Regions from separate parts of the Mus musculus genome. Here region 1 is linked to region 2. A link is a contact called in ENCODE Hi-C or POLR2A ChIA-PET data. All regions are on one chromosome and are shown on one strand. The core of a region is the stretch at or near the end of the contact, and the rest is flanking DNA. Distances in the headings are between cores, read along the strand shown. Region 1 overlaps Rap1gap2 (RAP1 GTPase activating protein 2). Region 2 holds the start of Mnt (max binding protein).

Evidence for each region. A loop is a pair of places that touch in the nucleus more often than their neighbours do. ChIA-PET counts read pairs that join two places held with the same protein, here RNA polymerase II (POLR2A).
Region 1: POLR2A ChIA-PET joins it to region 2 with 12 read pairs in embryonic stem cell. The contact joins the enhancer-like site here to the promoter of Mnt in region 2. A Hi-C loop is called at or near these places in 1 of 37 maps with a recorded cell type or tissue (v-Abl transformed pro-B cells). POLR2A ChIA-PET finds 5 or more read pairs at or near these places in 2 of 5 experiments (both embryonic stem cell).

Annotation. Positions count from the first base shown.
Region 1 is chr11:74,553,549-74,557,073 of GRCm38, reverse strand. All of the region lies in intron 2 of Rap1gap2 (RAP1 GTPase activating protein 2), which reads left to right. Among named protein-coding and RNA genes, the nearest start is that of Rap1gap2, 35 kb to the left of the region's middle. Within about 2 kb of position 2,212, at least 1 of the 3 ENCODE cell types and tissues checked has a DNase peak (open chromatin) inside an H3K27ac peak, as active enhancers do.
Region 2 is chr11:74,829,614-74,833,375 of GRCm38, reverse strand. It overlaps Mnt (max binding protein), which reads right to left and starts at 2,452. Exons shown (of 6, transcript NM_010813.3): 1 at 1,975-2,452. The coding sequence starts at 2,047.

The DNA of each region.
Region 1 (3,525 bases), core at 963-3,462, 280 kb after region 2:
CTGGAGGAACCTGGCACCTGCACCTTCTCAGGACTCATGAATGACATTTGTAGGCAGTGAAGTTTGAGAACCCCTCTCTCCAGGGACTGACAAGCATGATGGTGGCCCATGGGTCAGGTGGGGGCTCCAGGTGGGTCTGTCACACTAATCCAGGGCTCCACTCTTCACAGTGGTCTGGATGGTCCCTGGGGGTGGGGTGGGGTACGGGGGCGGTGTCTGTCCTGGTCCCTGTAGGATGTCTAACAAAATCTCCGGATCTCTACCCACCTATTGCCAATACCACACACCTTCTAGCTGTGGCAAGGAAAACCATCTCCAGGTTTAACTGAACTTTTGAGGTCATAGCCTCCCTACCATCCATAAGCATGTGTGCAGAACAGGGTCTACCAACCAGTGGGTTACTTTGTAGATTTCGGAGGCAGGCAGTCTGGGTTTAAATCCTGTCTCCACCTGCTGGATGACCTGAAGCAATTTAGTAATCTCAGGTTCAAATCTCACCTCTGTCAGTTTCTGGATTTGCTTTCTTGCAAATATGCCTCCACCCTTCCTTTCCTGATTTAGCTTCCTTCACTCCTGGTGTACACAGCCACTGCTTCCTCAGCCTCCCGGAGCAGAGAGAGTTTCTCTGGTCAGGGGCACAGTGAATGCTGTCTCTATATGGCTTCTGTCTGCTCTTATTCCCCGAGGTCAGAGCCAGCAGGAGCTTTCTGCAGTGTTTGTTGCCCTGGCCAGGTGGCTTGCCTCCCTGCCTCTGGCTGATCTGTGAATAGGCAGGCTACCCACTGTGTGAGCCTCCGCCCCACACCCAACTCATTCTGAGAGGGTGGAGTGGGCGGAAATCCGCGCCTGGCAGGCCACAAAGCCACATAACTGACTTGCGGGGCCCTGCCCTTGGGGAGGAGGATGCTGACAGCAGCTGGCTTGGCCTGGGTGCTTGGCTGCCTTTAGATGCCTGTGGTAGACAGGAGCTGCGGCTGCAGGAGGAGTTTCACAGGCCTGTTAGTTACTGAGCTCAGGAGCTGGATTCAGGAGGTACAGCCCCACCTCCATTCTGCTATGACCAGTGTAGGTTGAATCAGTGGCTGGTTACTCTGCTGGCCAGGCAGATCAGTCCAGGGGCTGGGTTAAAAGGCAGCTCCTTGGGCCCCATCTGAGGGACTCCTCTTTATCACCCTTGGGTGGGGCTCAAGAAGCCTTGGTGTTTGTTACCACGGCAGGACGTGGTCCTTGAGGTGAGGTAGGCCACAGCTGCTTGGGATCTAGTTTGTTTAAAGGGCTTTCACCTTTGGGTCTGGGGAAGATGACTCAGGGGTTAAGAGCACCGGATACTCTGGCAAAGGACCAGGGTTCAATTCCCAGCATCTACATGGCAGTTTACAACCCTCTGTAACTCCAGTTCCAGGAGATCTAGTGTCCTTTCCTGGCCTCTCCAGGTTTCAGGTATGCATGTGGTACACAGACATACATGCAGGCAAACACTAATATACATAAAGTAAAAATACATTTTTTTTGTTTGTTTTTTTTTCTCTTTTGAGGGTTTCTCTCTGTAGCCCTGGCTGTCCTGGAACTCACCCTGTAAACCAGGCTGGCCTCGAACTCATAGTGCTCTGCATGCCTCTGCCTTCCAAGTGCTGGGATTAAAGGGTACACCTTGGCTAAAATAAGCAAATACATATATATATTTTAAGCTCTGTTCCCACAGTGCAGATCCAGTGGTCAGGTTCACATGCTCTGGGTGTACTTAGGGAAACCACACAACCTTCCTGTGCTCCAGTTTCCTTACCAGTGAATATTAATAGTGCTACACACGGTGCTGCTGTGAGCTTTGAGCGTGATAGCTCAGGAGAAGCGTGGAGCACGGTGTCTAATCATAGTGCTTCTGGTGGTGTACAATAGTCCTGGGCTGTGTGATCGCATACAGAACCGCACGACATGCCCACAGGACTGTAAACACCCCCACGGACCCACCAGAGCAAGCTGGATTGATGTGCGCATCCACTCACGTCTACCCGATGACGACAGAGGTCACTAGACAGACAGGAGGCGCTGGGGGTAGACGAGTGTGTGTGTGTCTGTGTGTGTGTGTGTGTGTGTGTGTGTGTGTGTGTGTGTACACAAAGCCCTGAGGACTGGGCCTTTCTCTTACATGCTGGTATTATTCCCAGAGTAGCAGCACCTGGGCTGAGCTCTAGGAGCCCAAGGTGCCCCTTGTTTCCATAGCAACCACTGTGTGGCAAACAGGAGAATGAGGGGGAGGGAAGATGGAAAGCCTGCGCTGCAGGCTTCCAGGGCCTTCCTGCCTTCTGAGCTGGCTTCCTTGTCTCCTCTAAACTCAGGACTTCCCCTTCCTTCTCTCCTCCCTCCCTCCCTGCCTTAGGTAGTGCTGTGCTAGGCATCTGGATACTTGAGGCCCAAAACGGATGGACCATTGCTAACAGTTCTGATGTGGATCTGGAACTTAAACCTGGCCTCGTGCATGCCAGGCAGGTGCTCCAGGGCTGAGCGACACCCTCAGCTGACAGCTATCATTTTAATCTAACATTCACCAACTCTTTTCATTTTAATATAATATATATAATAGAAAAAGTTTCCTCCCTCCCTTTCTCCTTCCCTCCCTTCCTTCCTTCTTCCCTCCCTCTCTGACTCCCTCTCTCTCTTCTCCCTTCTGACAGAGTCTCACCTAGCCCAGTCTGACCTTAAACTCATTATGTAGCTAAGAAAAACCTTGAACTTCTAACCCTCTTCTTGCCTCCACGTCCCAAATGCTGGGATTACAGGCTTACGCCACCATGCATGGTTTATGCAGAGTGGGTGTCCATGCTAGGAGCTACATTTCCAAAACATACCTTGTTAGCCCCTTAGGTGCATCGCTCAGTGGTATTAGGCGCTCGAGCCTTGCTGTGCATCAGTGTGCACTTTATTATCGTAAATGGATCTCTGCACCCACTCCATAATAGCTCTTCATTCCCTATCATCTTCTTTCCCATGGCCACTTACTATAGAGGCTTCCAGATCCATTGGTGTTGCAGCATATGTCAGAATTTATTTTGTGTGTGTATGTATGGTATGTTCCTGTGTGTATGGGGACCAGGGTAGTATAGACGTCTGTGTCTCTGTGTGTATGGGGCCAGGGTGGTATAGATGTATGTGTTCCCCTGTGTATGGAGGCCAGGGTAGTATAGATGAATATGTTCCTGTGTGTGTGGAGGCCAGGGGTAGTAAGAATGTATATGTTCCCATGTGTATGGAGACCAGGGGTTGATGTTTGGTGTCTTTCTCAGCTGCTCTCCACTCGACTACTCTCCAGCTCATTTATTCCTTTTGTTCCCCTTAGTTTTGAGACACTCTCTTATTGGCTTGCCACTTCTGCTAGATTGTTTAGTCAGCGAACCACAGGGACCTCTGTCTGTGGCTCCTCAGGACTGGGATTACAGGTGTGCACTCCAGTCACACACACACACACACACACACACATATCACATGGATGGGGATTGAACCCAAGTCCTCATGCTTGTTTGGCAAGCA
Region 2 (3,762 bases), core at 1,203-3,702:
TGATTACATGGGGGGGGGGGGGTATGATTGGTATTCCTGATCTGCATTGTGTTGACGGTAGCAGCAGATGACTCTTCCTCTCAAACTCTTCAATTTTCCCCCTCCCCACATCCGCCGCTGAGAGGGGTATACTAGTCGCTCTGGTTAACCACCAGCACTTGCTTGACCCTGCTCTGGACTCAAAACACAAAGGGGAGGGACATGTGGACAGATACCCCAGCCATCCATTCTGCAAAAAACCTAAGCACTTGGGTCTTGCAAATCTCCAGTGACTCCTGACCTTGAGTGGCTACTCGGTCTGACAAGGCCTGCGAACCTGCAGCTCCTCCGCCCCTTGCGGGCTACCACTCCTCCCGCCCCACCGCGCGGAACAAGCTGCAGGCGCGCGCGCGCCTTTGTGCGCGGGCACACAACACACACACTACTACCTCCTGCATGACTCATCACTGAAGCAACAATAGGCAGAAAGAAAGGGAAGGAGGGCGAAGAACTCCACCACAACACTACCGACTGAAGGGTTCTGAGGGGGTAGGGGAACCAGGAATCCCTAGGAACTGCACACACACTGCTTCAGAACTGAGGCCCTCACAAGAGGCTGGAAAGCGGGGGTCTTTTCCCTTCGGCCCCTATTTAAGCAGCACTCGAAGGCTAGGGACCATAGCCAAAGCGGGTGGATGACAGTCTCATAAACCCTCTTTTAGCCTCTGAGGGCGCGCCAAAGTTTACCCTTCTTAGGCGAGCTTATAACAATGTGGCCGGGTTGTTGCCAGAAGGGCTTAGGGACACTGTTAGTGGGTCAGTGAGATGTTACTTATAGATGTCACCCTGAGATTCTGAGGATTCCCTCGCTACAGGATCAAAAACAGGAGGATCCAGCAAGAGCCTAGGTGAACATAGCTCCTCCTACCCAGGGCAAAGGCTCTCCCTGGGAGATGGCCAGCAACCAGAGCTGGAGGCCAACCCGACTCCAGGCCCCTCGCCAGCCCCGCCCAGACCCCGCCCCTAGGCAACCGCGAGGCGGTGAGGAGGGGCCGGGCCGCACAGTCCCCAGCGGGAGTGTCCCCCGTGCACGTGGTCGGGGGCGGGGCCTGACTACGTCAGCAGTCCGGGTAACCAACGGGCTTGGGACGCAGGCACACGCAACATTCCAGCCAAGAGCGGGTTTGAAACGCGCAGACACGCCACATTCCACACCGGCTAAAGCAGGGCAAGGCAGGGGGGCCTAGGGCTGCCCCCAGCGACCCGCGGGACACTCACATGCACCCAATCAGCGCAGCTCTCAGCCAAAGCTAGACGTGCGACCCAGCCCAGCTCTGGGAGGCGGGGTCAGGCGGGGCTGGCCAGGATCATAAGACACGCGATGTCATTTCATTCTGCAAAGGCCGCCTCCGCCCCAAGCAGCGCGTAGATCTGCCGGGAGCGCTCCCCGCACCCTCCAGCCCAGGCCAGGGAATCCGAAGAGCAGCTCGGCGTAGAGTATTCCCCACCCCCACTCAGTTACGCACACGCCCACTCGTGTGCTGTACAAACACACCCGTGTACAGGTCCGTTCATCCGCTCTTCCCCGGTTCCCATCACACATCATCTTGGTGCTCACACGCAAGCACACGCGGGTCTGCCACCCCCACACATCAACATCCCTCTCCCCATCCCCCGGTTCACACATCCTCAATGGTAGCGAGGGCGCCGCCCGCCCACAACTAAGGGGCCCCCCACTGAAGGTGTACGGGGGTGCCAGTCAGCTAGGGTGGTACCCGCAGAAACTGGGTCCTTCTTTGCATGTTAATGAATTCATTAATTATTTTCAACGTTCGCATCACTCCTCCCGGACGGCAGCTCTTGCGGGGAGTTTGTGCCCGGCTTTTTAGGTCGCGCCATAGAGGGGCCTCCCTGCGATTTCCAGTGGGTTCAGGGATCGGGGTCACTGGCCTCCCCTTCTGCCCAGTGCCCCAGGGGCCCAGCCGGGCCGCTCACCACGTGCTCTCTGTTGTTGCTGCGCTTGCCATTCCAGGAAGCGGGCCGCCTCCAGTAGCGTCTCTATGCTCATCGCGGCGAGAGCAGCCGGGGGCGCGCCGGGGCCGAGGCTGCGGCCCGCGAGCCAAGCACAGGTCAGGCTGGCGGGCCGGCAGGAGGGAGGGATCACCTCCGGGGGGCGACAGGGCTGGGCGGCGCAGCGCACTCCTCAGAAAAGAACGGGGGAGCACGGGGAGAAAAATCAATGTCTCCCAAAATATTTGCAAAATAAAAATTTGCAAATTAAAAAAATTTTGATGCAAAAAATAAAAAAGGCGGCACTGCCTTCTTCCTTCCTTCTTCCTCTTCCTCCCTTCCGATGCCTCCCGCCCCGCGGCCCCCGGAGTCCCGCCGACAAGAAAGGGCTTTGCAACAAGATGGCGAGGAGGCACCGACACACACAACAAGGGAAGGAGCCGCGCTGCCCCCGGCCGCCGCCCCCGCTACTACACCGGGGCCGCAGCCAAAGCCCGGACCGGAGCCCCCGCCCGCAGGGCCGCGGCGTCTCACTGAGGGCGGGGCCGCGCCAGGGATGGCCCCGCCCACCGCGCGCGCACACGTGGCTTGGGTGGGGGTGAGAAGATGGAACCAGGCTTCCTCGCTGTTTCCGCTTTCCCTACTTGCCCCTCCTCTCCGTGGCCAGCCACAAGTTAAACGGGGTTTGCGTGCTTAGGGCATTCACGGCGGGATCTGCCTTGCTGAGAGAATGGGAAGCCCAAGGCTTCGGTTAGCTGAGACAGCGGTGACACAGGTCAGGGAGACCTATAGTCTGACCCCTAGGTCTCTTCGCCCCACGTAGACACGACCTAAATCCCGCAGCCGTCCGGTCTGTCGCAATTCCCCCCGGGATCCGCCCCTGGGCGGAGCTGACAGCAGGCTGCTAGAGTCCTGACAGAGGGACGGGAGAGCTGATCCCGTTCCGGATTTTGTCTCTGTTCCTCCCCCCGCAGTGCGTTCGCATCCTATTAGGCTACATCACCAGGCCGCCCGCCAATGGGCGGGCAGGACAACACGGCATGGAGCAGCTCCACATGGACACCCCGCGCCGCCAGCCTTCGGTTTAAAGGGACAGTGTCTACAGGGTCGTATTAGCGGGTGCGGATAGGGCCACCGGGTGACGGAAGGGTGAGACACCTACAGGGGAATTCCGCAGTCCATCCCCTGCTTTACATTACCCTCCCATTCAAAACCAGGGCTTACTTCCCTTCTCCTAAATTCTTTGTCCACCGGTTTCTGATATGGGTGGGGACTAAAAGTGTGCCACTCTAGAGGGCACCTCGTTGTTGGGCCCCGGCACCAGTAATCAAAAGGAGAAGCGTCCAAAGCCCAGGCCGAGGAGGCGTGGCCTAAATCAGGAACAACAACGTGGAGGGCGGAAGCCGCGCGCTACCCTAGCGGCCCGCTGGGCGCGGGGCGGGGTCGCTCACTGTGTTGGGTTGGAACCGCGCACTCTCCTAAGCTCGCCAGTCAGTCTTTATCTTGGCTGCAGGGCTTAGGACTGTCCCTAGGTACAGTCAGAAAGATCTTTGAAGTCAGCTTGCCCAAATCATTGCACTTTGCAGGTAAGAAAACTGAGGCCCAAGTGAAGGGACTACTCCAACTGCTCCTTGTTCATTGAGCAACTCGTAGTCTAGTCAGACCTCTCTCAACCGCCAGCTGCCTCTTACCACCTCGGGTCCTCGCAAAAGTGAAGAACTATCAAACTGCAGTTCAGGAAGGGGGCTGAGCACTTACATCTTCTTGATTAGG